Regions from separate parts of the Mus musculus genome. Here region 1 is linked to region 2. A link is a loop called in an ENCODE intact Hi-C map of the cell type or tissue named here. Cell type or tissue: heart. All regions are shown on one strand. Links, peaks and the distances in the headings refer to the core of each region. The heading gives the core; the rest is flanking DNA.

Region 1 (15,451 bases), core at 6,146-11,145, 210 kb after region 2:
CTCCCTTATCTTTCCTCCCAGTTGAACTCTTACAAATCACCCCATAACCTGCCCTGCTCCTAGAGCAGGGGAAGTTCCCCTTGGGTACCACTGACCTTGTGACATCAAGGCCCAGTCAGACTAAGTCTGTCCTCTCCTGCTGAGGCTCCACAGGCAGTCTGGCTAGGGGAAGGGAATACAGTCATGCCTCTGAATCATTTTTTTTTCTAATGGTCAATTTTAAAATGGTCTGTCTTTATAAAAAGAAATTCAAAGAGACTTGGCTTATTTGCTTAGCTTAAACCATAAAACCATTTATGATCTGCATTTTCTGAAGTTCAGAGCAATGATTCTGTGTAGTTCAAGCAACAAACTCTGCCTTGTAATTTCAACATACCATCTCATTAAATTAATCCTTTGAGATTGATGCAATTGCTTCAGTAGAATTTGACTCTTCTTGCATTTGACTTGATGATGGTTTTTCAGCTCTATTTTCTCCTAGCTCGGTTTTGATTCTTCAGGTGTATTTGTGTTGTTTCCAGAACAGCCTGGCTAACTAAGGTAGCTGGAATTGCCATGCTCTTCATTCAGTGATCCCGGCAATTCCAGTTCAGGCTTAAAGTGAAGACCAAGTGAAGAAGATAACAGAAGTCAGGTTCTGGTTTCCAAATGCAGGTGTACCCACATGAACCTATATATGTACACATGTACACCATACATAAAGATACCTAAAGAATCAAAACCCAGCTAGGAGAAAATAGAGCTGAGAAACAGGTGACAGGCAGCTTGCATGCCTACCCTGATTTTTGCTTATTGGCTTTAAACTTGTTTTTCATGTAATCCATTTTGATCATATTCTTTCCCCACCCCCATCTCTTCCCAGATTCTACCAGTCTCCTTATTCACCCAAATGCATGTTATTTCTTTTTCTCAAAAAACAACCACAAACAAAAAAATAAAAGGGCAAGGAAAAAGAACAAACAAACAACAATTAAATCAAAGCCAGAAAAAAAAAAACATTTAAAAAATCATTTGAATCTGGTTAATGTTGGCCAACTACTTCTAAGGTTGGGGCCTTCTCTGACTGCTTTTTCTTAAAAAATGGGATTTTGGAGATCTGAACTCGCCTTTTCATACATGAAGTATATCTCCCTAGGCCTGATCTGATCAATTTGAAAAAACATTTTGCTTAACAACAAGAAACAGAAAAATGAAAATGGAATCAAAATGCAATCTGTCACAGCTTCTTGTCCAGTGAAACCAATCAATGAGATAAATTCAAGAGTGCCCTTATCCTGAGGGAGTAGAAGGTGTTTCTTGGGGCTTACTTGAAAGCCTTCTCTCCAAAGAGTTCTCCTTCATGCAGTGGTCGAGAGGAGGCACTAAACAGGTACAGAGATCTGCAGCCAGGGCTTACCTCTGAGAACCAAATCTTTTCTTCTTGTTCTTTAATTTCTTTCATTTAAGTCTTTAATATAATCTATTTTGATCATACTATTTCCCCTCTCTAACACTTTATCTCCTACTCACCCAATTTCATGTCTTAATTAATTATCTTCATCAATATGACATTTTATTTTGTCTAATTCTCTCTTTGTGTCACTTTGTTGAAAATAGATTTTCTCATACATTATACTATACCCTGATTATAGTTTCCCCTTCTCCCACTTCTCACAGTTCCTCTACCTCCCACCCCCTCCGCATTTCCTCTCTTTCTGTCTCTCTTTAGAAAAGAGCAGATTTCTAAGAGATAACAATCAAATAATGAGAAAATAAATTATAGACAGATGAAACAAAAACTATCATATTGAAGTTGGACACAGCAAGCTAAGAGGAGAAGAGTCCCAAGATCAGGCTCGAGAGTCAGAGACCCACTCATTCTCACAGTCAGAAGCCCCATAAAATACTAAATTAATATCTATAATATATGCACAGAAGACTTGGTGCTACCTTACATAGCCCTATGCTTTCTGCTTCAGACGCTGTGAGATCACACGTGCCTTGCTTAGTTGATTCAGAGGACCTGGCTCTCCTGACTCTCACAGTCCTTTCTATTTTTTTCCTCTTTGTTGAGATTCTCTGAGCTCTGAAGAGAAGGATTTGATGGGAATATCCAATTCAGATGCTCTCTTCACATAATGTCTGGTTAAGGATCCCTGTATCTGTTCATGACTGCTGCCAGAGGAAGCCTCTCTAACGATGACCTGTGAGCATAGCAGAATATCATCAGGAGTCATCATTTTGTTGATACTTTTCATTTCCAGACCAAGAATGTTTAGTTTTACCCTCAGTCTCTGGGCTATTTAGTCTCTGGTTCTTGGTTACTCAAACTGTGTCAAATATGGATTCCTTCTAATGGAGTGGGCCTTAAGTCAAAGCACACATGTGTTGGCTACTTCCTTAAGCTGAACCAAGTATTTACCTAGCCCATTAGATTTATTCTCTATTAACACAAGTCCTACTGAAAAGTGATTACTGTAAACCATCAAACCACCCACACCAAGTCAACTGAAGTTAACCAAAAGCTTCATACTCAAATGAAATGAACTCATTTTCCACATTCTCTTGCTACCAGTCTTTCTTTGTTCCCAGAAGTGCATCCACCTTAGAAGATCACATTATGCCTATCTGTTTTTTTTCCTGTACTTTTAAGATTAAGAGACAAATGGATGATTAGGGAAAAAACAAAAACAACTACATTAACTCCTCCCCAGATGCACAGGAGTGAGGGGATGAACATACTTTATCTAGTAAGACAAGGTGAGTGTATGATTGAACCAAGCTATGTTATTTAGCTGTCTCTGCTTGGAGGTGGTTGAAGCTGCTGAGCAGGCACTGTATTGAGAGGACTGGAGTGCCTTCTCCTATGATGTTCTGTTAGTGTGCATATCTTCCTTCAATTTCAGTCTGTAGTATAAAGCTCAACAGAGAAACCGATTACTATTGTTATAAACATGTCAAATTGTAAAGATCTCCCTGGTTACTTGTGGCTTGTGATCACAGAGTTTTGAGACAGACACAGAAGCATCTGAGTTTGAGACCATGCTAGTCCACATAGTATTTTTTGAGGGAAGTCTGTGCTTCATGATTAGAACCTGTCTTTAAAACAAGGCCAAAAAATTTCTACAGGAGATGCTCCACTGCAATGTGTCTGGCATCTGTAGCAAGATCAATATATTGTAAGTGGCAAGTTGTCTTTTAGAATCAGCAAAATACACCCAGAGGGTTTGCTGCATTCCCCTTCTAAGCCAAATTCTTTCAGCTAACCTATTAGCACTCATCACCTCTAGTTTTTCTCTGCTGCATTTGTTTACTCTGCTTTGCTTACTGTCTCTCTTCCTCTACTTCTCCTAGAAGGCAAACGTCAGGATAAATCAGAGCTGTCTTGTACATGGCACGCTCTATGACAAGGGCCCAAATCACACTAGACATCCAGGGAATACTTAGCCAAGGCTATGGAATTAATTATCTGAGTAATGCAAACTGCAGCATACAGCACTGTTAACACCAACTAGCCCTGAGAAACCAGGAAAATTTAGACAATTCCTTGGTTGGATACCTCTTTTCAATAGTGTTTCCTCCAACATTTGAATTTTCATAGACATTTGTCAAGCATCTACACCTGGGCTATGAGTAAGTAAATATTTGCAAAACTGAATTTCTGGATAGAAAGCATAGTTTGTAAATAAAAGTAAACCTGTGTGGTTGACAAAATATGAACCCTGTATTTATTCACCAAATTAAATGTTCTCTGAGTCTCTAGAGCATGACGGACACATGACACCAATTGTTGCTGGGACACCGGGGTTCTTCCAGGTAGAACATATGCCTCTAAGTTTTTTACAAAGAACGAAGCTCATGTTGGGTGAGCCTATAAGAGGTTACAGACTGAATCCATTCTACTCCAGAATTTTAGCATCACCCTCCCTTTTTTTTCACTATGGAAGACGCATCAGTACTTTATTTTTCATGTCTGTACAAGGAACATGTCTTGGCCATGGAGAATGTTTATGCTTATAAAAACGATTTATCCAGTGGAGGAAAAACCCAGTGTTTAGGGTGTAATGCTGTGGATTAGAGTGACTTTTTTTTTCCTACGGGCAAAATGATCTTGTGCTTAGTGTCCACAATTTAGTCACCTCAGATATAAAACAAGGATAATAAGCAATACCTCCTAGGCATTAATAAAAATAGGCAAGGCCATTGTGGGGCTTAATAGAACACTCTACTATTCCAATTCTTTAACAGATTTAAAATATGCAACCAAGCCTTTCTTATTTCCGGTCAGAAATCAAACCGATGATGCTTTCATCTGTGGGTAGGAAAATGGTTTGGAACGTAAAACTACAGTCTACACAGAGATAGAGTAAGGTTTGGCATTCTTCATAGGGAAAGCTCGGGGGAAAATGATTACGAGCTTTTCATAAAGATTTTCAGCATTTCAAACTCTCTCTTCTATTATGTGAATTTTCATAGCTGTGGAGACAGACCTACCGACACTGAAGTCAAAACATTGGAACAAACTCATCCCTTCTCTAGCCTTTATGGAATACCTCGAACCACCGTTGAATGGAGAGGTATTTCATGTTCCCTGCAATTTTCTCATTTAAAATTACAATTCAATGGTTTCAATATATCCACAAAATTCTAAACCAACACCACAATTTTATATTTTCAGTATCCCTTTACTCCTAAACCCAATGCCCATACTCACTTCTCTTCAACAACCCTAGCCCCATCGAACCACGAATGCATTTTGTGTGCCTATGGCTTTGGTTTGGTTGTATTTCAAACAGTGTCCCATTGTGTATCCTTAGCTTTGTAGTCCACTCTGTAGTCCAGATTGATCCCCAACTTGAGATCCTCCTGTTTCAGCCTCTGAGGACATCGATTATGGGGATATGCCTATAATCATGACTCCATGCTATGTTTTTTTAGGACAGATCTGAGGGTTAAATCAATGGGTGAACTAACATGACATAGAGTGTATAATGTTGTTTTACAATGCAAATTTGAATCATTTCTCGAACAGGTAGAAATTCAGATGTTAAGATGTATATAAGAGACAGATGGTATTGTCAACATGTGTTGCTGTTCAGGTAGATGTAAATCACACATTTAACTCTTACCCACAGTGAAGCTGAGGTGCAGAACAACACACTAGCTGTTCACAACCTATCTGAGAAAAGAGTATGTGGATAAGATGAGATCGGGTGTGTTTGTGGTTGTATGACTGGAGACAATGCAGATAAAGAGGAAGCCTGAAGAGTGTATAGGGTAAGAAGACCAAATGGTTAGGTCTGTGGGTATACAGGAGAAGAAAGGACTCTGGCAACTGAGGCAGATAAGAAAAGAAAGCTCGTTTAGGCAGAAAGAGACAGGCAGAGAACAGTGGGCAAGGATTTTAATTTTAATCTCCAAATAAAAATTCTCAAAACATGGAATGATCAATTGTAAGTATATAATGTTCTTAATAGTTGAGTAGTATTTCATTGTGTAAATGAACCACATTTTCTGTATCCATTCTTCTGTCTTCTGGGTTGTTTACAGCTTCTGGCTATCACAAACAAGGCTGCTATGAACATAGTGGAACATGTGCCACTGTTGCATAGTGGGGTACCTTTTGGGTATATTCCCAAGAGTGGTATTGCTGGGTCTTCAGGTAGATCTATTTCCAATTTTCTGAGGAATCTCCCGATTGATTTCGAGAGTGACTGTAACAGTTTGCAATCCATCCAGCAATCGAGGAGTGTTCCTCTTTCTCCACATCCTCATTAACATATGTTGTCACCTGAGGCTTTGATTTTAGCCATTCTGATTGGTGTAAGGTAGAATCTCAGAGTCATTTTGATTTGCATTTCTTTGATCACTAAGGACTTTGAACATTTCTGTTTCTCAGCCATTTGAGATTCTTCTTGTAAATTCTCGGTTTAGTTCAATACTCCATTTTTTATTGGGTTGTTTGGTTTTTTGGTGGTTAGGTTCTTGAGTTCTTTACATATTTTGCATATTAGCCCTCTATCGCATGTTGGGTTAGTGAAGATTTTTTTCCCAATCTAGAGGTTGCTGATTTGTCTTATTAACTATGTCCTTTGCATTACAAAAGCTTTCCAGTTTAATGAGGTCCCATTTATCCATTCTTGATCTTAGAACTTGAGCCACTGGAGTTCTGTTTAGAAAATTTTCACCTGTGCCAATGAGTTTATGCTACTCAGCTATTAAGAATGAGGACATCCTGAGCTTTGCAGGCAAATGGATGGAACTAGAATCATCCTGAGTGAGGTAACTCAGACTCAAAAGGTCATGTATGGTATGTACTCACTAATAAGTTGATATTTGCAAAACAAAAAAAGTGCTGAATAACCAAGATACAGTCCACAGAACTCATAAAGGTCAACAAGCTGAAGCGCCCAAGTGAGGATGCCTCAGTTCCACTTGGAGGGAGAAGAAAGCAACCACAAGTGGGGAGGGAGGGACCTGGGAGGGAAAGAGGAAGTGGGGGACAGAAAGGGGAACATGATTGGGTATTGGGTGGGAGAAAAGGATTGAAATCCCTGAGGGCCAACAGAAAGAATGGAAACATGCAATGGAAACCTCAGGAGGTAGGAGGTTTTAGGGACCCTCCAGAATATACCAGAGACACGGGGAGGTGAGAGACTCTTAGGACTCAAAGGAAGCAGCCTTAGATGAAATGCCCTACATCAGGGAGAGGAAACTTGTAGAGCCCACCTCCAGCAGAAAGACAGAGCATCAAGTGAAGGATAGGGTTGTCATCCCGCAGTCAAAACTCTGACCAATAATTGTTCCTGTCTGAAAGAACTGCAGGGATGGAAATGGAGAGGGGCCTGAGGAAAAGAAGGTCCAGCAACAAGCCCAAAATGAGATCCAACTCAAGGGGAGGCCCCAAGACCTGACACTATTACTGAGGCTCTCACAGAAAGGGACCTATCATGACTGTCCTCTGAAAGACTCAACAAGCAGCTGAAAGAGTCAGAGGTAGATATTTGCACCCAACCAAAGGACAGAAGCTGCTGACCCCTGTGGTTGAATTAGGGAAAGGCTGGAAGAAGCTGAGAAGAAAGGTGACTCTATAGGAGGACCATCAGTCTCAATTAATCTGGACCCCTGAGATCTTTCAGATACTGGAACACCAACCAGGCAGCATACAACAGCTGTTATGAGGTCCCCAACACATATACAGCAAATAACTGCCAGGTCTGGGTTTAGTCAGAGAAGATGTGCCTGCAGAGAGAGACTGGAGACTCCAGGGAGTTTAGAGGTCTGGTGGGATAGGGGTGGGAGGTAGGGACATCCTCTGTGAAGACAGGGGACAGGGAGGAGGTATGGGATGTGGTATGAGAGTGGACTGGGAGAGAAATAAAATCTGGAGTTTTAAATAAATAAATAGGAAACAATCAAATAAACACATATGTCATAGAGACAAAAAATAAGTATATAATGTATATTACATACATTTAGAATTATGTATCGTTCAGAAATCAGTATGTGGAATGTATTTTTCCCTTTAGCACTGAGAATTGAGCAGAGAGTCTTCCCCTTACTAGCAAGTCCCCTACTGCCAGGTGACATCATCAGCCCTAAAACGTGTTTGCACAAACAAGATCTATGTGAGCCACATGTGAACAGCTTGTTTGTTTTGTGTTCCTCATTATTAACTGTCAAATTTTGTTGTAAGGATGATGTTGCAACTTCTGAAATCAAGAAAATCAAATACCAGAAAACTACAGGGAAAAAGAAAAGAACAACTCTTTACACTATCATCAGAGTAAGACTGGCAGCACAGGAGTCTCAGTCTGGACTCTAACACTATGTCAACCCATTGCCTCTGCTAGAAGTTCTCCAGGGGCTTCTTTAAAAGTGATTGCTGTTCTGTGCCTTGCTTCTGGATCAAATGAAATAAACAAGGCAGAGGCTCCATTGATGGATGCTATACCGAGTGCTAGGCCAGATGGTGTTAATACACGGCACTGAGCTCACCTTTGATGGATGGAAAGATAGAGAAGCAGATGAAGTCTGCTCCCTCCCTGCGGCTCCACACAAGCAGGGCAGTGGGCCCAGTTATTTCACCAAGGGCACCATGCAAAACCACACACTCATACCTCCTGGGACCGCAGTGACAAGGTTATCAAGACTGAATGCCCAACAGGACCACTTAAATGTTTTTTAAAACTCCATGCTGGGCTTTACCTGAAAAAAGCCTTATGCAGGCTTACAATTCTCACAAGTGCTTGGTAATCCTAGTGCTACTTGAGGAAGGGGGGGGGGGGGGCACACCCTTCAAGGATGAGGACCAGTGGTGCAGAAAGGGGTTAAGATCATCACATTCTCTAAGCATAAAATACATCTGCCACAAGTCCACAATGACACTGGTTATTCTCAGTTCCCTTCGGCCACTGAGGTCAGACATCAGGGCTGGGGCAGAGGACTGGGGACAATGGCAGTGACGTGCTTGCTGGACTGAATATTAATGCTGCATTGTTTGATTTCCATACCAACTAGTGTGCAATAACAATACAAAAATAAGGTTGGAAATATTATTTTAAACTTTCACCCATTTTTTAAAAGCTGAACTCTGCTGCATCTTCATTTGTTCTTGATTCTGATACTTTTATGATTCACTGCATCCTGGGGGTAGATGGATGTGAGCTAAGAATGACTGGAGGACCTGGGCTGCCAAAATGCCTATTTATGTACATTTTTTTTTCTCTGAAAGTACCAGAAATTCTGCCCCTGAAGGGCATTTGTGTCCTGCTGTGTCTCAGGAGGGATTTAATAGTTGAGTAATTGGGAAATTAAAACCAAGAGTTTGGCTTTTCCAACGTAATTCTAAATGAGGTTTACTTATGTTTTCTTCATTGGACATCTCCTATTTGTGCTTTTGCGGATCCTGCCTTCATTCAATACATCTAGATTGTATTCTGACTTTTCAAAGGCACAGAGGGAAATGTAATTCTTTGCTCTCTGAGGGATGTTTTAAAAATACATCAAGCTATATTAAATTTACGATGATCTTGCTAATAACAACATCAAAACAAACTTCAAAATCTGAAAAATTGAAAGGGAGTAAACACGTCGGAAATGAAAAGATCAATGTTATAACAACATGAATCCAGAATCCAGAAATGCCCTAATAATAATAATAACAACAATGCTCAGGGTTTTACACTTGCAGAAGGTTCCTCCCAGAGCCCGTAGTTGCTGAAATCCCAGACCTGCTCTGTGGCTGCCCTCTACTGGCCAAATTGCAAAGTGCTACTCAAAACAGAGACTATACTGAACTTTCAGCAAAACATTTCCAGTATTATACATATGTTTTCAGGGTTTGTAGAAGTTTTGTGTGGTCTTTAATGACACCACTTCTGTATAAAAGAAATATTTCACTTGTGCTTAAACATTTTTGACACCAGCTTGAGTTTTAAGTCTGTAATCGTTATTGTCTAAGGGGGTTTCCAACGATGATTACAAAAGTAATCCTTGACCACACACAAGGAATTCAGTATATTGTAAAATATGATTCACTATTGTCAGGCTGTGAAAGACATATAGGGTTTAAATATGTAGCTGCATTCCATGTCATTTATCATTTTAAACTTCAGTTTATTTACATGGATAGCAACCAAGGATAGATATATGGAGCATTTGTTTTAATTATTGGAAACTGATAATCTGGCTTGTAACACTTCAAAGTTTGTTAGTCAGCAGAGGGGACCAGAGAGATGGCTCAGTTACCCATGCAAGCATGATGACCTGAGTTCAAAACTCTAGCTCATACACAGAAATCAGCCATGACTGAACATACCTGTAACACTGGCATAGGGAAGAAGACAGAGGAGATAGGCAGGTTCTGGAAGCTCACTGGCCAACAAGCCTAGCTGAAAGAACAAGTTTCAGGTTTCCTGAGATAATTGATCTAAAGAGAATAAGGTAGAAAGCAATAGAGGAAGACCTCAATGGAATCTTCCTCCGGTTTCCATATGTTCATGCATAGACACATTATCTACATACTAATATGCATCCATCACATACAAACACAGAAACACACACAGGGAGAGAGAAAGAGAGAGAGACAGAGACAGAGACAGAGAGAGAGAGAGAGAGAGAGAGAGAGGGAGGGAGGGAGAGAGAATAACAATAATAAAATAAAAATAATCAACAAACATCGGTTGCTGGGCAGTGAGTATGGGGGAATAGAGAATGGGAGAAAATCCACGTCCCGCCAGAGTTCCAGTGCTATGGGTGGGCAGAAGTGGAGGTGTGCCACACTGCACCCTTTCCACACTGCCCCGGGTGGGTGTCTGGCTGTGGGAAGCTATGGACCCAGCCCGTGGGGAGGGGACGGATGAGGGGCAGTCCTAGGTCTCTGGACCTCACAGACCAGAGATAACAGGTTCTCGGTCTCGGGTATCCCAGATGCCGCTGGATACCACGGAAGAGCTAAGAACAAAACGGGGGCCCTGGTGGCACCTGGGCCTTGGGACCAAAGAGAAGAGAGGTCAGGGGGAGAGGGGCCACTGGATGGTTCCCATGTGGGTGAGAGTCCTTGGTCCGGTCCATGGCTAGAGCACAGGAAGGCCTTCCAGTGGGAGGTTAGACATGGCTCTTTAGCGGAAAGCCTATTCCATCGTTCAAGCATGGTGGGCCTTGATGGGTAGAGACAGTCTATGGTTTTAGAGTTTTATTGTAGAAAGGCAGGGGGAAGAGAGAAGGTAGAAAAAGGGAAAGAGGCTGGCCATGGCCATGTGGAGGGGGGAGGAAGGGAGAGAGAGAAGGAGGGCTAGAGAGGAGATTAAGAAAGGTGAGAGCTAACCAGGCGTGGTGGCGCATGCCTTTAATCCCAGCACTTGGGAGGCAGAGGCAGGTGGATTTCTGAGTTCGAGTTAAGCCTGGTCTACAAAGTGAGTTCCAGGACAGCCAGGGCTATACAGAGAAACCCTGTCTCAAAAACAAACAAAAAAAGAAAGAAAGAAAGAAAGAAAGAAAGAAAGAAAGAAAGAAAGAAAGAAAGAAAGAAAGAAAGAAAGAAAGAAAGAAAAGAAAGGTGAGAGCTAAAGAGAGCAAGAAGGGGCAGAGCAGCTCCTTTTATAGTGGGCTGGGCTATCAGGTAACTGTGGGGAGGACCATACCTGGCTATAGTCAGGTAACTGTGGGGGTGAAGTCTAAAAGGCCAGAAGCTTGGGAAATTGTCTGTATGACTTATAGTCACAGAATTATGGAGTTGGGTGCTCTGTAGTGTCAGGCACCTATCTCTGGGAATGTGGCTCATTGTTCCATCCTTTATAGAGTTTCCTACTGGGTCACGGGAGCAAGCCTCATTCAACCAAAACAGGCTGCCTTTCACAGCCCCACAATTGGTCATTGATATTTCTCAACAAAAAAGAGAACTACAAACCAATTTTCCATAACAAAACAGATGCAAAAATTCTCAATAAAATACTTATAAATCAAATTAAAACCATCAAAAAATATCATCCACCATGATCAGTTAGGCTTCATTCCAGAGATGCAGAGATGGTTCAACATACTTAAATCAATAAACATAATCCTTCACATAAACAAACTAAAAGACAGACACCACAAATTCATCTCATTAGATGCACAAATGGCCTTTGATACAAATCCAACACTTTCATGATAAAAGATATGTAGATATAGAGACACAAAGGACACATCTCAGCATAATAAAGGCAGTTTAGAGCAGACCCATAACTAACATCAACTTAAATAGAGAAAAACTCAAAGCAACTCCAGTAAAGTCAGGAAGAAGACAAAACTGTCCACTCTTTACATATCTATCCAATATAGCACTTGAAATCTTAGCTAGAGCAATAAGACCCAATATTAGAAATACAACTGGAAAGGAAAAAGCCAAAGTGAACTTATTTGCAGATGATATGATACTATTCATGTGTCCCAATAATTCCACAGAAACTCCTACAGCTGGTAAAATACTTTTGGCAAAGTAGATGGATACAAAATTAACTCACAAAAATCATAGCACTCCTATTTACAAATGCTGAACACTGTGAGAAAGAAATCATAGAAACACCTTTCACAATAATATAAAATTTCATGGGATACCTCTAGCCAAACAAGTGAAATACTTGAATGATAAAACCTTCAAGTAATTGAAAATATTAAGAGGATGAAAAGATATTCCATGTTTGCTGATCAGTAGGATTAACACAGTAAAAATATTAGTCATCCTACTAAAAGCCATTTACAGATTCAATGTAATCCCCATCAAAATTCCAACACAATTCTTGACAAATCTTGAAAGGACAATTTTCATCTTTGTGTGGAAACACAAAACATCCAGGATAGCTAAAACAATTCTGGATAATAAAAGAACTGCTCAACATATCATCATTCCCCATTTTAAGATGCACTACTAAGTCATTGTAATAAAAACATTCATGTTGATTTAATTGAAGACACAGATAAAAACTCACACACCTATGGATATGTTTTTATAAAGAAGCCAAAAAATACACTGGGATACAGCATCTTCAACTAATGATGCTAGGAAAACTGGATGTCTGAATGTTGAAGAATGTAAATAGATCCATACTTACCACCCTGCATAAAACTTATGCCCAAATGGATCAAAGATGGCAACATAATACCAGATACACTGAGCCTGACAGAAGAAAAAAAGGGAGCATACTTTTGAACTCATTGGTACAAGAAAGAGTTTCTGAACACCAATGACTCAGGCACTACTAAGATCAACAATTAATAAATGGGGCCTCAGAAACTGAGAGGCTTCTCTAAGGACTAGACACAGACATGTGGACAAGCGACAGTCTACAGAATGGGAAAACATTTTTATTAAGTATGCATCTGATGGAGGGTTAATATTCCAAATATATAAGGAACTAAGAAACTAGATGTCAAAAAAACCACAAATAAACCAATATAAAATGGTGTACAAATCTAAACAGAAAATTGTCAATAAAGAAACATCAAATGTCAGGGATGCCCTTAAACATTCAACATCCATAGCCATCAGTGATATGTAAATCAAAATTACTTTGAGATGTCACCTTACACCTGTCAGAATGGATAGATCAACAAAACAAGTGAAGATCCTGCTGGCAAGGATGTGGAGTAAGAGGATCATTCATGCATTGCTAGTGAGAGCGCAATGGACAGCCCCTGTGCAAATCAATATGGCCATTTCTCAGAAACCTGGGAATCAATCTACCTCAAGGTCCAGCTCTCCCACTCTTGGGCATATACCCAAAGGATCCTTCTTCCCACCACAAAGACACTTGCTCAAGCATTTTCACTACTGCTCTATTCATAACAGCCAGATAGTGGAAACATCCTAGGTGTCCCTTAACAGAAAAATAGATAAAGAAAATGTGGTACATTTATAAAATGGAGTATTTTCTTAAAATGACATCATGAAATATGTAGCCAAAAATGACTGGAACTAGAAAGAACATCCTGAGTGAGGTATTTGCAGTATTCCCATCTGCTGCGGGAGGAAGCTTCTCTAATTATGACTGACCAAAACACTGATCTACACGTATAACAAAATATTATTAGGAGCCATGTTATTATTATATTTTTTTTCTGGCCCAGTAAGACAAATATGGTATGTGCCCCTCATATAGCTAAGTCAATGATAACAAAAATATAATCTGTAGAATGGAGAGCAAGTAAGACTAGAGGGAAAGACAGATTTCATCAGAAAAGTGAGATAAAATAAATACTGGTGGATGGGTGGCTAGAACAAAAGGATCAAGTTAAGAGTGGAAGAGGAGAGGGGGTTGTGCAAGGGGATACAGGGAGAGACAGTTAAAATTAAGGGCCATTAGACAGGTAATATGGAAATCTAATATAGTAGAAACTAATTAATATATATATATATGTATATATATATATATATATATATATATATATATATATATATATATATATATATATGAAGGTGAACCAAATAAAATTGCTAAGTAATGGGGAAGACAGAGCCCCTAGTGGCCATCTTTTGTCACCAAACAAAGTACTGGGACTGGGTTACATCTAATTAAATTGTTGGCCAAAGAGAACTTATGGGAATCTCCAAACAACCAAAGCTATAGGTCAAGACTATAGGTGGCTCTCCACAAACTGAAAGCAAGGCCCAGTTGTTGAAGACAATATCTATACAACTCCAATAAAATGAAGATGTTGAGCTGGTTCTTACATAGAGCATCCACACCTATGTTTTAGTGTCTTTGGTACAGAGAGATACTCTACATGCTACGAAAAGAAAATTGCAAACACCAACTTATCCAGAAACTCTTTGACCTCCAATGGTATACTGCCTGTAAGATATGCTAGGGCAATAATGGCAAAAAACTTGTGGGAGTAACTACCCAATAACTGATTTGATTAAAGTGTACTCCATTAGATGGTACCCCTTGGTACCATCTTAGTAGGGGAGGGTACTCCATACCCAACCCTGCTTGGGTGACAAAGACTCAGGAACTAGAGAGCCCAGAGACCTAGGATAAAACCAAATAATACTGGTTTGAAAGGATGGAGAGGGGAAATGATTCTATATTCTGTATATACTCTGATATACTCATAGTTCAATGTCACCAAAAGAGAGGCTTCCTCCTATTGCAGATGGGATCAAATAACAAAGGTTTACTGCCAGACAATATGCAGACAGATAGAGCGTGACCTTAGAACACTCAGCCTTAAATGAGATTCACCATCAAATCCTCCCCTCAGAGCTCATTGAACTCCACGGAAGAGGAGGCAAAAAGATTGTCAGAGCCAGAGGAGATGAAGAACACCAAGAAAACAAGGCCCTCCAAAACAACATGAACAAAGTTCTTATGAACTCACAGAGGCTGAATCAGCATGCATAGAGCTTTTACAGTCTGCACCAGGTCCTCTACATATATTTCATGGCTTCCAGTTTAGTAATGATTCTCGTGTATACAAATAACTGATTCTCTGATTTTTGTGTGCCTTCTCTTAGTCTCTTTTCCTTCTGTTGGTTAGTCCTGTCCAACTTTGATATAATAGTTTTTGTTTTAACGTATTATATTTCATTTTGTTATACGTATAAAAGGTGAATGAATGAATGAGTGAATGAATGAATACCTAGCCACTAGGGTAAAGATTAACAACTGAACTGTCATTCATATCTGCTGGGAGAGAGAAAATCAGTTTTATCCAAAAGAGTGACACTGTGCATATCAACCACTCCAGGAAAGGCCTCGTGGTTTTTTGCTTTGTTAGTTTGTTTGTTTGTTTGTTTGTTGTTATTTGGTTACTCTTTGGTACTTTGCTTTTTTCTTTTCAGGTGCTGTGTTATTGTATTTTCTTGATTTTGGGCGTTGGTTGTCGGATTGGGTTTTTGTTTACTTTTGTTCGAAAAAAACCTTAATGTTGAGTAGCAATGGGAAGAGGATCTGCAAGAAATTGAAGCAGGGAACGAATATAATCAAAA
Region 2 (15,451 bases), core at 6,192-11,191:
TCTTTGATTGGTGGTTTAATTCCAGGGAACTCTGGGGGTACTGGTTAGTTCATCTTGTTCCTCCTATAGGGCTGCAAACCCCTTCAGCTCCTTGGGACCTTTCTCTAGCTCCTTCATTGGGGACCCTGTGCTCTATCCAATGGATGACTGTGAGCATCCACTTCTGTATTTATCAGGCACTGGCTGAGCCTCTCAGGAGACAGCTTTATCAGGTTCCTGTCAGCAAGCTCTTGTTGGCATCTGCAATAGTGTCTGGGTTTGGTTGTTGTTTGTGGGATGGATCCCCAGAAGGGGCAGTCTCTGGATACATATGTATGAATCAATATGTCAGAATCAATGATGATATCTTTACTTATCTCCACCTTATTTCTTGAGGCTGGGTCTCTCAGTTGAACCTTCAACTCGTTATTTCGGCTAGATTGGCTGGCCAACAAGCTCCCACGATCCTCCTGCCTCTGCCCCAACCTCAGGTATGTATACCACCATGCTCAATATTTTACATGTGTGTGGGAGGTGTGAACACAGGATCTCATACTTACACAGTAAGCATTTTACTGAGTCATGTTTCCAAATCCCATGATCTCATTATTCACAGAGTAATTGAAACTCAGACTTACAGTTCAGAAGATGTGTTGCTCACTTTGCCACTGTTTTCCAGCTTGTTCTCTGATCTCTTTATCCTGTCTGCTTTAAAACTAGCTTGCAATAATGCTCAATTCATGTAACTTTCCTTCCTTTCCACAAAAGTCAATGCCGCATCTATCAACTAAAGACAGATGAACATGGCACAGAGATAGCCCAGCGGGTATGAGATCTACAAGCATGAGGAGCTGAGTGTGAATCTCTAGCACCTATGTAAAATGCCAGGCCTGGTTGTCAATGCCTGGAACCCTTGCAGTGGTGGGTGTGGGTTGCAAGATTCTGAGATCTTACTGCCAACCAGACTATCTAAATGATGAGTTCCTAGCTCAGTCAGAGACCGTGCCTTGTGGGTAAAGCAGAGATCAATAAATGAAGACATATGACATCTTGTTATAGCCTCATCATACCTGTATATTCACACACACACACACACACACAGAGAGAGAGAGAGAGAGAGAGACAGACAGACAGACAGACAGAGGCCCTGACTCAGCTGGATAGTCTCCTACTTATTACATTGCTGTACACTCATTCTTGTTCACAACTAGAGAGATCTGAGGCAGAGGGCTTTGGGCATAGCAGAGCAATGGGAAATTAATTCTGAAGGTGGCTGATCATTGCTGGAGAAATCCATGTGGTTATTAAAGAGCCAAAGTTAGATTCTAAGAATCACAGTCATTTCTTATTTAAGGAATCTCCCAAATAAGGGGCTCATATCACTTTCTTGTTACAACACACTGACTGCTCTGAGTTCTACATGTGCAATGTGTCTAGCTATGTACACCCAGGACTATTATAGACAGTAATGACCTAGGTTTAGTTTGACCTATCTTAAAACTCAAAAATAGCCACAAGTATTGAGGATAACAACAAACTATTGTTAGAAATCAAAAGGTTCAGTTAATCCTAAATTTGAGCCATTTAAGTATAAAGTGAATCCACTGTCCTTGCTATCTTGCAGTTCAAATTTTTATTAATATTTTGCTTTTTACATACAAACATTTTGTTAGATTACTTAAATTATTGTACTGGTAAATATATGATGGCACCTCCAAACATTTTGTTTCACTCCTTTAGAGTTCTCTTTCCTACCAGCTCTTAAAGGATTGTCTTTCCCACCAGTTCTTACATTGTGTGGTCTTCCTGCAAGCTCTAGGACTGGTAACTTAGAATGACTTGACAATGAACAATTAGTCAAAGTGCAGTTTTGTACATGGCTAATTCTCTAAAAGCAATTCCTTAGAACGGTCCCCACCCCCATCCCCAGCACATGCCTTCTGATAAAGCTGTGTATGTTGTTCCAAATGAGTATCCTTACCCACTCAGAGAGATTGCACTGCAGGAAGTGTGTTTCTCTCACACCTGAGTCACTTAAGTATTACACTTTTATGTCCCCTACACATTGTTAAGTGTCAAACTCTTCGTGACAGCTTTGTTACAAATGTCCCTCGGTGTTCTGGATCTCAACAAGAAGCTCCACTTACAACTCACTTTCCCGAGTCATCAGAGAGTCATTTATCTTCTCGGCCTCCGCGTCCAATCAATCATCTGCTCTTGCTGATTTTCACCTCCTAATTAAACAAGAGAGGGAAATTTATCAGATTTGGGTTTCCTACAGTTCTGGAGTGTTTCTCAATCACTTGCCTCCTCTTCATCACTGTCATCTGTTAATGAAGGTCAGATCTACCCATCTCCCTTCAGGCCACCCCAGGGCTATTGCAATGAGATATTAATTCTTGTGTCCGTCTAACTTTTTTTTTCCCTAACATTCTTTCTTTATCCTGAATGGACGATATTCTATACATACTTTAGTGTACTCAAAGATTCTCTGATGTCTCTATATATAGTTTCTCAAGTGTAGCTCACAAAATGTGTCATTCAAGATGGTCTGTGTCATCATCATCTGTGTTCAAATTCATTTACAAAAGTATTCATGTTGCATTCTCTGCTTACACAACCATAAAGATCTGAGACATAATACAGGTTCCCAAAAGCCATGAAGTAAAGAAATCTGTTTAATGGTCTTGCATTAGACTAGACGATTGTGCCATCCTCAAATTCATATATTTAAAGTTTAATCCCAGTTGGATGGCATTTGAAGACGGGGACTTTGTTTTTATGTTCTGGGGATGGAATCCACATGAATGATATTAATGCCAGTGAAAGAGAGCTAATCTGGAAGTGTAAGATTGTAATCCCAGCTATTTGTAATGCTGAGAGAAATCATAACATATCTGTAGCCTGGGCTACAGATTGTATTCAAATCTAAAGTGGACAACACAGCATAAAAACTAAAATTAAGGCTGCGGATATATCATAGGAATGGAATGCTTCCTCTGTCTATTTGATGCCCTAAACTCAATCTGCAGAGAAAGAGAGATGGAGAGAAAGAGAAAGAAAAAGACAGACAGACAGATGGAAAAAAGAAAGATAGAAACAAAGAAAAAAAGAAACAGCGAGACACAGAGAGACAGAGAGAAACAGAGAAGAGACAGGCAGAGATAGAAACTCTTTCTACTATGGTAGTATATATCAAGAAGTCTACTGTCTATAGCGCAGAGGAGAGCCCCCACCAAACCAAATCACCCTGAGCCCTTGACGTCAGATCTCAACCTACACAATGGTGAGAAGCAAGTTTCTATTGTTTATGAGACACTCTTCCTTCATCATTTTATTAAGTAAGCTCAAACTGCCTGAGACATTTGAATAATCAAGCATGTTTTATATACATTTAACTAATGATTCTTACTTTTCAGCTGACAGCCATTAACAACTAGTGGAACAAAATTTGAAAATGTGGGCCTCTGGCAATCTGCTCATTCTAGGGCAGGAAAGTGCAGACCGATCCAGTCTACTGCTCCTTCAGTACTTTCCTTCCTCCTCACCTTCCTTTTGCATTCTGGGAATCCTGGTTGACTTACAGTTCCTCACAGACAGCATGTGTCTTCTCATTTACCATTGGCATGCTGCTGTTTTCACCTGAAGTGCCCTATTCTAGCCCCGCCCCTACTTCCACCTCTCCTGGACTACTCATTTTCAAAATACATCTTAAGTTTCATATCCTCAAGGAAACTCTGACAATCTAATCTGGCTATGTTTTTTCTCATAATGTCCTCATAGCAGGCACTGCCTTTTAACTAAAGCCAACTTACATCTCTCATTTAAGCACCCTTCCTTGGTAGTACAAAATGAGTACCTAGTCAAGTAAACTTACCAGGTAAACTGTAAAGTCTTTTGAAATGTGTAAAATGTCATAATTCTTCAATATTTCAAAAATATATTTGGAAATTTTTTAATAAGGAGTACTATGTATTTCCCATCCTGTATAAATAAAGTCTGCTTACTTGTTAATGTTGTTACTGGGTTTTTGTGCCCTTTTTCTTTCTCATTTGCATTTGCGTATTTCAAATATCATATCAGATTTTCAAACACGTATTCTCTCCTAAGAATGAGGAAGAAAAAGAAGCAAAATATTCACCACAGCAACGTTCTTCTGTAAAAATTAGCACACCATGTTAGGTCCTGGAATCTGACCAGACCTTAAAATTAGTGTTAGGATACTGAACCTGTCTTTGCCAGATTTTATTTAATCCACAGCTGCTCTTCATTTCATTTGCTTTCAACTTATCAAACCTGTTTGGGCTATGAAGCAGATCTGAGCCAATCCTACTGTTCAGCTGCTTATAAAGCACGACAGCTTGTATTCTGGGTAAAATTACTTTATGCCACATGTTTCTGTTAACTGTCAACTCACTTATATTCAGAAGATAAGTTCCCAAGAGCAAGCAGCAATCATTAACTAAGTGTGAAATAGTCAACTTACTTATGGGTAGATATTGTGCCTATAGATATCATGTACAATAAAAGCTTGAGCTGAATAATTATTTACTCTTTTACTTACTCAACTAATGCATGCTGAGGACCCACTATGTGCTGGTTCTCTGCAATTCCCAAAGACTATCACAGTATAATAATAAATACAGCAATGCTATAAACAATGGCTACTTGTGTACACTCTATTTGACATGCCATGCTAAGCCATATATGTGTCTCAGATCATTCCCTTTATAGAAAAATTCATAACATGTGTATGTTGCTGTTCTATATTAAGATGCCAACACTTAGACACACTGATTCTTCATGTGAAGTCAGAATTGGCAAACAGCAAAGCCACAGTTTGATCCAGAGTCCTTAGAACTCCTACGTTCTGTTCCCAAGCATTACTGATACCATTGCCACTGTGCATTGTATCATAACCCCCAGTCCTGCTCTCTCCTGGACCCATACTGTGAAAATGAACAGTGTCAGGCAGGGATCACTTCAATGATTTTTAGGTAACAAAGGCTAATTAAATCAAATAAAAATGATAGGTTTTTGAATCAGACAACTTTTGAGCATATGGTGATGTTAGTATTTGATGAATATTAACTGATGGTAGTTAATGACAAACTATAGTTAATGTAGTTGCACTGCATGACCCTTGAGGTACCTTCCAAGCAAGAGAGTCTGTGATTAAAGAAGTGGCTGAATCTAGTTGTTCCTAGATTCTATCTCTAGACTGTCTCTTGAAAAATAATCACATTTTGTTCAGGCTATTTTCATAGTAGTAAACTGGGCTAAATAAGACACTTAAAAAGAGGTCACTCATAAAAGAGTGGCTCAAGAGGGACAAACATCATCTCTAATTGGATTCCATGTCAATAAAGAACTAACGATTAAAACTACATGGCTGATACGTCACTTGGCATAATGGAAGGACCACAAAAGGAAAAGTATTGATTTGTCTAATTGTATAACTCATAAGATCTCCAAAAATGCTCATCTATACTTTTCTAAATCCAATGTGTCAAAAATTCCTTCAGAAGACTTTGGTCAGCTCAGTTTGTAGGAATTTGATTGGTGCAGAAAACTATGGTTGATCTTGAATATACTTAAAAAGATAATTCTTGGACTTCATGCAAATTCCTTTTTGTTCTGTAACTTCAACTCCTGCTTAGACACATCATCTCATCATAATCCATAATCCATAATCAAGAACACTTGGACAATTTCCTCCTAGCTAAGTTATTAGGATGGTTTCCTGGGTTATAGACTATTCCCAACCTAATGGCCACTCATTGGCAAGAGAAAGAAGTCCCCTTTGTAATTAACAGGAAAACATAACAAAACAAAATCTACATAGTATTCCAACATTTTGACCATATTTACCAGGTCTTTGACCTATTTACCTTTCCATAAACTTAGAGTTAAAGTACAAATCCTATACTGGGGTTTATAAGTTTTGTTTAACAAATCCTATACTGGGGTTTATAAGTTTTGTTTAACATACTTATCAGTGGAGAGGAATCATTCTAGATGTCCCCAAGTCTGAGTTGCTATAACATGTCTTGAGCCAAACTCCATTTATGCACAAAAACTTTCATTCTGGGCTTCATGGCAAGGGCTGGGATATTGTGTACCAATTCATATCTTTAATGTATCTTTTTCCCCGTTGGAAACAATATTTTCACAGGAATTTTGGAGCTGGGTCAACCAGTGATCTGAATTATATTTAAACGTGGTCCTGATGTTTTTTAAAGGAGCATTTTTAGCAAACCAAACAAAATGCTTACATAAGCCAGGAAAGGTTGTAGCAACAATATGATCATGCTATAATTATTGCCATTTAAGAAAAATAGAGATTGTATGAATAGAACCAGGGAGTTGACCAACTGTTTAGGCTTCAGATGGAAGCACTCCAATGAAAATCTGCCTGGTGATTAAAGTGCCGACCTTGAGAAACACAAATCTTACACCAGAGCCTACCTCTGTCACTCACTGAGTGACCTTGGCCATGTTACAGTGCTCTCTCTTTCCACAAGTCTACCTCACAGAACTATAATGTGGTTTCAATGTGCTAATGTATTTCGACATTCTCATTCCCCTGCTTGGCACATAAGAACCACTCTGTAGTGTGTGCTGGGTTTTATTCATTCAGCTATTGAAAGTCTACAATTGTCAAAGACGGACAAATGTAAAGCAATAAACAAGAAAAACTACACAGTGGTGAGAAATGGTTTTGTTACGTTTTGGAAAAAAGTTTTTAAGTTTTGTGTTTTTGTGTGCTCTTAGATAGTTTGGGGACAGATGCTATTTTCTTGGATAGCTTGCATGCATCCTGTCAAGATGAAATGTCCATTTAAATGTCTTTAAGTGACATTTAGGATATAATAGTTAATTTGTATTGGCTTATTTATCTCTGCCACAGGTCAGTTCTGAAAACACAGGGCATACATACTGGAACAGTAATGAAGTTAAGGCTACCAGAGTTCTTTATGAGCCTTGTGACGACTGAGATCATATGATGGACAGCTGAAGAGAACAGGAGGATTAGAGGCAGCTCTGAAAACAGCACCTTTGGAACCAATGTGTCTCTGCAACGAGAAACCTTTGCTCAAGCACGTGCTACAATGTTCAGTGTCTGTAGAAGTCAAGAGACAGGATCTCCTTGGGACTCTGCTTCTGGTCATTCGCTCACTTAGGAACTTGATCTCTGGGACAGCATATACAAAGGCTTATGATTCACTTAGAAAACATACAACTCTGTATGTGCATGTATGGGACACAGAATGTGCTGAATTATAGATACAAACACATATATAATTACATGTATTATTTAAATTTAGTGTGTTATGTATTATATATTTATATTAAATAGAGAGAATATAATATATATTTCTAAATATATTTAATTATATATACATAATTATGTATACGTACATATATATGTTTTCATATTCTCGGTTCTCATAAGTGAACATTAAGAAAACAATCACTCCTAACCTCAGCTTTCTCATTCACAAAATAAGGTTCTTAAATAGAAATGGATCCCAATGCATTCCACTTTGTAGGCAGTATGATTCTTTTTTACCCCTCAGCTAATAATTACCTTTTAATTATCTGAAGAATGTAAAACCAATTTTTATTTAAAAATTAGTGTGAGTATATACATGGAAAAAGTGTACTGTGAATGAGTGTTTGAGTTGAGGTTTAGAAGACTATTTTTCAGCTGGGGAACAAAGTACGAATAAACACAAACAAAATTTTATTTCAAGGGAACTGACCAGGTGGGATGATTATACAAAATAGATGCAAATTAACAATGAAGGTTTTACAATCAGAACTATATGACTTTAAATCCTAGGCTCATGACAGTGCTAGGGGATAGATTATTATGAAATCTTTCGGGTCAGTCTTTATTGTCAAAGGACAGCACATACTTGTTGCTCTATTGAAAAGATCAACGCCACATCATCTAGCATGGGAACTGCTTCATTGAACACCTTCAAATATTACCTGTGTGCCGATCCTCTCTACAAGTGTTTCTGCTGAGGATAAGAACTTGTGGGTTCACCAAAAGCAACCATGACTTACAGGAATACTTTTTGGAAATATGTACTTCACAATTATTATCAGCTTGTACTTTAGGGTCTCACATTTATATACAAATTCCAGGTCTGTCATGTATTATTTACTTATTTACATTCTGAGAAAGGCAGTCTTTCTTCTCCTAACTAGATGGTATGAGGTTTATGAAAGAAAGTGTAGCACAGCCTCTAGTACGTAGCAACCGAATACATGATAGTCGCTTTAGCACACTTATATTCTTCAAGCTTGGAGTAGTTAATGGAATGAAAAGGCATGTCAATCAATATTTCTGGAGAAACGAATGAGAAGACGAATATTCCTTGGTTGTTGAACTACACGCAGACTCTCAATGTCTTCTTGGAGTGAGGCAGGTCCTAGGATCTCACAGCTTCCTATAGAAGGCATGTCATTTTCAAAGACGTCTTACTTGACATGTAAACAATGCCCAGTAAACCTCTTGTGTTCTTTTTATGGAAGCAGCTAGCAGCTAGGGGTTGTACATGTTTTTGTTTTTTTTCCACTCAGTTATAAAACTGTTTCATGATACTTTTCTTAGGTGTTCAGTCAAATGGGGGTGCTCAAAAAGGAGAAAATGGGACTGAAAGCTTTAGGAAATCTAAAATGAAGTTGAGTTAGCTCCATTGAGTATTCCTGAAGTAGTTATACAAAAAAGACCTAAAAAAAGTGTTCACTTCATACATAAGCATGTTTTTAAATGTGTGAAAGACATTAAATGAATAAAAATGAACAAGCCACCATTAAAAATTTATACTTCATTGGATAATCTATAGGATCCAAAGTTAACAAAAATTTTATTACTAAAAATCTTTAAATGCAATTAAATCATTTTAGACCAACTTTTAATCATCAATTATGTGTGGGCTCCCTCTGCTGGATCTTCACACTCTGAATACTGGGAGAGGTTTAGTACCATATAGTTAGTTACCTAACCAAAAACTTTACTCATATTGTTGCAATAAACATAAAATGACCATGCCCAATTTCAAACCCACAGTTCAATATTTTGTCAGATGATGAAGTTAAAATCAGTTGTAGCTGTAATTTTCATCATCATTGAGAAACAGGGCTTTTATTTGGGTTTGGGTCAGAGTGTAAGTGTTTTGAGTGCTTTAGTTTATCTTTTGAAAGGGTGTAGATGCTCTTTGTAGAGGGTCACATGTGGTCCATGGTGCTGGTTGCCAGGGTAACCATGTCCTCTGTCTGTACATGTCAAGGCCAATTGCTTCTTTGGAGACAACTGGATTATCAGTTGGAAGGAAACAGAAAGAATGCAAATTACGATGTTGCCATTGCTTCAGAAAGGTATGGTTATATGAAGCCGACTCAGAGGCATCTTCATATCCATAGCAAGTTTCTTTAATGTTAACAACATTGTCATTGTTTTTCACTCACCAGTCCACCCTGGTGAATGCTTAGCCACCTCCTTCTTTTGAAGCAGAGGGTTCTTTATTTGCTGAGCTTGAAAAAGGATGTGAGAACAAGAATGTTCATTAATATAGTTAGAACTTTTCTCTACCTTCAGCCATAAGCTATTAACCCAAAACACTGTTAATGTGTTATCTTTCCAATATACAAAGCATATCTAATAAAGTTTTCTCTTCAAGAATATGGCACAGTGATCCTGAATTCAGGCACTACGCTCTAACAATTGTTGGAAGAGAGTTGTAATTAAGATAAGTTTCACTTTAAGACTAGCAAAGTCTTGGTTAGCTTTGTCTTTAGGAAGAACATAATTAAAATGTTTTATTGTAGACCAGAATCTGATTTGGTCCTTCTAATGTAGTTTCTTATAATGAGATGTCCAAAATTAAATTTTGTTTTTCATCAGCTTATGTAAAGTACAATTTATGTGTGAAAATTTACAAATATTATACTTTATTGTTATTATTATTACTAATGTTTTTTTTATAGTTAAGACAGTGTGTGGTCATGTCTCCTAGGTTGCTTGAGCCAGCTATCCTCCTGTCTCAGTTTCCCAAATGTTGTAATTGTAGGCATGTGACACCATCCTGGTTTATTATTTAACTTTTATCACTGAGTTTCCAAACCCATTTAACAAGATAAATTTTACATCATACATAAACACAACCATAAAATGTATCAATGGTTCTAAAATAAGCCTTTTTTATAATCTTCACAGAGTTCATTAAAGTGAAAGGCACCATTGATAATTGATGCCCCTTTGATGCCTTGGACAAGCAAGGTGTTGAGAGATGCAGGTAAGGGCTGCTATCCAGCTCTGGACACAAGGGCTAATGTCGGGGACATAAATGCCAAGACTCTATTCTCTGAGACAAGATTTAGGAGCCTCGTGAGATTATTGATTAATAAGAATGGAAAAGAGCTCAAAGTGAAGGTGTTCTGTAAGTAGAGAGACCCGTGGAATTTTAAAGTCACAATATGCAAAATAGATATAAAATAGTTTATAATCTTAGAATGATAATATTAAGAACATATTGAGTTAAGAAAAGAATGTTAAAATTAATCTCACCAGTTTGTTTAACTTGGAACCTTAAAACTACTTTGTTTTGCCCAGTGTTGGACAGGATGATTCTAATTGCTCTCATAAAGGAGCTCTTTCAGAGGAATCATAGAAGACAGAGATTAGAATGTGTAGGCTATAGAAAGAGTGTTGAGGAACACCCATAATTAGCAGGTGCATTAAAAAATAGGGAAACTGGCAAGAGATGAGGGAGTGATCTGGGACAAGAGTGTCAAAGAATGTGGTCAGACATGTGTTGCAGAGTGCCAGGGAGGAGAAGGTAGTTAGGTTTGCTAGATAGGGAACCACTGGCCATTGAACCTGTGACAGAATAGTTGTAGTGGGAGCCAGTTTGAAAACCAGCTAGGGACAAGGGTCAAAATTATTCTTTCAAGAAAGTAAAAAAAACATGTGAGTATTAGTATGGTTAGGAGGAGAAACCAGTGGAGGGGCAAAGACTCAAGATCATTTAGATCCTCAGTACCAGTTTTCCAATTAATTCACTTAGGCGGGATTTGGGGTACCCTGTAAAGATGGTTACAAAGAAGGAAACAAGCTTCCAGATGTATTACCTACAATTTTTATCTGTAACATCTATGCAGTATCTAAGATTCTTTACTGTGTTATCACTATTCTCTGAGATGGTGCAGTCTGAGAGCTACCAGCAGGAGGCTGTGGGTTTTACACCTGAGAGAATTGGGATAGTCACTGGAGAGGCAATCACTTTGGAAAAATAAAGGACTTGGAAGAAAGTATTAGTGAGGGAGTGGATTTGGGGGTACTCTGGCATGGCTCTGCTTCCAGACTTACCCAAGGACATCACTCAAAGAAAATGGAGATAAGGGAGCCTTTTGTTGTTGTTTGGATATAAATGAAACTGTAGAAAGCTCTTATGGGCTGGTAATATTTTTTCTTCCAAAAGTTAACATGCAGATGCCATAACCTCCAAATGCAGTTATATTTGGAGATGGTACCTAAGGCAGTAATCAAAGCTCCATAATAGAGTAGGACTATCCATAGGGAAAGAGACATCAATCTCCTCCCTCCTGCCCTCTCTTCCTCCCTCCCCTTTTCCCTCCACACTCTCTCCCCCAACACTGATAAGAGGCCTTGAGCCTTGGCCATAGACTTCCAGTTTCCTAACAGTAAGAAAATATGGCCATGTTTATAAATTACAGTCTGTGATATATTGAAATGACACTGAACAGATGAAGAGAAGAGAACCACAACTCTAGGTCTCTTACTTGTTGTCCTCCTGCCTCAAGCACTCTGCATGCTAGACTTTCAGGATTACTACTATATAAGGCTTAGAATATATATAGTGTTTCCAAAGCCAGGAGAAGAGATATCTGGAAGATGACAGGAGTGAATAGCCACTTTATACCTAGTGCTAATTGCTGACCTTGGTCTCACCTCTGTGCCATGCAGCACCGCGTCAAGTGCTGCATGTTTTGGTTATGGCCTAGGGGCTGGGCTTCCGCATGATACCCCTGTGCATCAACAGGCCGAAGACCGGCATTTTTCTCCCATGGGGATACCTGCTTACTATGACCTACTCATCGAAACTGCCAGTGCTGTTTTTCAAGCCTGTATCACTCATGAATTAGCTTTACCAAGACTCTCTACCCATCACCCACCATTGTGTGAGCCATTTATCTATAGTTAACCCTTCAACATGTACACTATATTACAGATTTCTTACTCCTTTGACTTCTCTGGTTGAACACTGGCTGATACAGAACTAAAATCTTAGAAAAAAGGAGGTGAACCTTGGAAATCAGGAAATAGATATTACGTTTGTTCATTCATGTATGTATTTATGGTTGGTGTCATACTCATATGTCGCATGAGAAATGGATCTTGACAAGTTTACATTTAAGCAGGCAAGTGCAATAAAAGCTGTCCACATGTTTTCAAGAGGGTCCAATACAGTCACCATCATCTACCTTGCTTGGATTTCAAAGGAATGTTGATTTGAGATTGTGGTTTATTGTCTACAAGGTACATTAGAGGACAACGAGAAAACGAATCTGTCCTTTGGGCCTCAAAATATATCTGAGCAAGTAAAAGGAGCAACTGACATGTGGAAAGTATTTAGGGGAAAATGTGGGGCTCTTACATTTTAAAACTGTTATTCATGTCTAACATCACCTACTCACTGTCTGTTACTGAAAACCAGCTCACTGCCACACATTCTCCCCTAGTTTCATTTCTATTCCTCTGATTGCCTTAAGAAAAGCTATTTGAGAAGGAAGGGTTAGTTTTATCCTATAATTTCAGGTTATATTCTAACTGTCGGGAAATCACAGCAGCAGAAATTTGAAATATGTAGTCACATCATATCCACAGTAAAGAAGAGATGGCAATTACTATATATGCATGCAATCATTGTTTATTGTTTGTGCTTAGCTACATTTCCCCCATCCATAATTCCGGACCCCTTGCCTAAAGAATAGTGTCACTTGCAGTGGCCTGGGTCTTCCCACATCAATTAACTTAATTAGAACAATCCTCCACAGACATGCCACGGACCAACAAAAACTAGATATTCCTCACTTCTGCTCTTTTCTCTGGGTGGTGGTTGTAAGTTATGCCAAGTTCACAACTAAACTGAGACATCACATTCTACTGACAATAATTTCCTAGGCACCTGAATAACATGTCTCAACAGCATCTCCTATTTTTTCCCACTTCTCTTGGTACCCATGGTGTCCTCTCTCACTGCCTCTCCCACTGGTTATTAAATCATGTAACTTCTGCAAGACTGCATCTAGAGCGAATACCTTCTTCTATAGCTCTGAAGCCATAGTCATAAGTTCAACTGTGTCTTTCTCTAAGGTATTTTCATGATCTTGCTGATAGATATTTTTTTAATCGCTTGATACTTTTTCCCCATAGAATTTTACTGGACATATAGGATCTTCTCAAACTCCTACCTAAGCATCACCAAGTTCCGCACAGAAACATTACATTTGTCCATCTTTCCTCTCTCCCTCCACCCCTGTATGTACATCATCATGAATTTTCTTGCATGTATTTAGGTAAAGATATGTGGGTGCACATAAACATGTGTGTACATGAATGGAAGCCTGAGGTTGATGTTGGGAATTTTCTCCATCCCCTTTCCACATAATTCACTGAAGAAGATTTCTCAATCAGTAATATCACTAGCCTTGCTAGCCAGCCTAATTCTGGACTTTTCTGCCTTCCAATGCTAGAAATACAGACAGCCTGCCATGTCTTCCTGGCATTTCAAGATGTTTTTGAGGATTTGAACTCTAGTCCCTATATTTGTATGGAAAGCATTTAACTGCAGAGCCATCTCCCCTGCACCAGAAATATTTCAGTCTCCTTAATTAACAACAATTACAATTATTCTGATGCCTTCCTTTTTTGTTTGATTTTGAACTATTATCTCCTAAATGGCTGTGGCAGCAATATATTGATAACTACTCTGATTGGCATGCAGGAATGGCTTATAGAGGCTAATGAATTTATTTGTTTATAGTTAATTTATTTGTGTTTGTTTATTTGTGAGAGTGTACACACACACATACCAGCATGGACACATACATATGCTATTGGAACATGTGTGCGGGTGTTCAGAGGTCTGAAGAGTGAGTCATATCATCTGGAATTATGGGTAGTTGTAAGATACCTGATATAGGTTCTGTAAACTGATCTCTGGTTCTCTGCAAGGCTAGAGCTAGAGAGGTCAAGGACATAACAAGAATATATCCACAGAATCAACTAACCAGGGCCCTTAGGGGTTCACAGAGATGGAAGCAACAATTGGCGACCCTGTATGAGTTTGACCTAGGTTGTCGGCATACATGTTATGGTTGTGTAGCTGAGCATTACTGTGGGATTCTTAACAGTGTGAGTGGGACATGTCTCTGACTCTTTCTGCTGCTCTTGGAAACTATTTCCTCCTACTGGGTTGCCTCATCCAGCCCTGATAAAAGGTTTTGTATCTAGTCTTACTGTAACTTGTTCTGCTGTGTTCAGTTGATATCCCTGGGAGACTCTTTTCTGAAGGGAAACTAAGGAAGAGTGGATATAGGAAAGAGGGGAGGTGGAAGGGGTAAGACTGGGAGGAGGGGAAAGAAAGGCAACTGAGTTCTGATGTAATATATGAAATAACAACAACAACATCAACAATAATAACTATAATAATTATAGAATGAAATATTAACCACTGATCCATATCCTCAGCCCTAAGGAAAGTTAATTAGGTAAATAAATTCATAAGAACATCATGGAGTACTGTATCTAAGATAGAAACATAACACATTCTGATGTATGTGAATGGTTTTCATATGTATGTGTGTGCATAATTGAGAACGGGATGAGTGTGCATAGATGTGAAGGTCAGAGATCAACATTTTCCTTAGTCACTTTCCACCTTACATTTTGAGACAGAGTCACTAAACTTGTAGCTCACCTATTCAAGTAGACTGGCTAGTAGGTGAGCCCCAGTGGTGGCCCTGTCTCCACTTTCCCACTGCTGGGATTATAATGCTTACCTCCATGTCTGATGCCACATGCTCTAAGGAGATCTTCCTTCCATTGAGAGCACTTTCCAGAAGAGTGACCTTCCCAGCACACATCCCCCCGCCCCATGATGGTTATTATCCAGTCTTTCACACTACCCCATAGGCATTTGTTTCATATATAAAGTACAACAATAAAGAACATTTCCTAATATTTCACACTAGAACTTCTATTTAAGAGAGTATTCCAGTAATTATTAGTAAACAGTCCTCAATATACTGTAGGCTGGCTAGTGAAGCCAATCAAATTATGTCATAGAAGTTATTTTTCACATATCTGATAGATTTTTTTTTGTATCACATCCTAAAAATTCACTTCTTTATAAAATTTGGTTCAGTTAATTTA

The links. Hi-C counts contacts between places; a loop is a spot of excess contacts. Peaks named below come from ENCODE experiments on the same cell type or tissue, not always from the same donor. Only the 100,000 strongest peaks of a DNase experiment are listed, where the experiment ranks them.
Region 1: it touches region 2 in a loop (4-fold over the local background); 11 of 42 quality-filtered maps call a loop at or near these places.

The regions. Positions count from the first base shown.
Region 1 is chr15:42,905,078-42,920,528 of GRCm38, forward strand. All of the region lies in intron 1 of Gm46505 (a long non-coding RNA gene), which reads right to left. Among named protein-coding and RNA genes, the nearest start is that of Gm41315, 30 kb to the right of the region's middle. In heart, for the core only: a CTCF peak has its summit at 9,233 (motif pointing left); no DNase peak of the experiment used is centred there.
Region 2 is chr15:42,695,814-42,711,264 of GRCm38, forward strand. It overlaps Gm41314 (a long non-coding RNA gene), which reads left to right and starts at 8,942. Exons shown (of 4, transcript XR_875324.1): 1 at 8,942-9,372; 2 at 10,211-10,289. In heart, for the core only: a CTCF peak has its summit at 8,954 (motif pointing left); no DNase peak of the experiment used is centred there.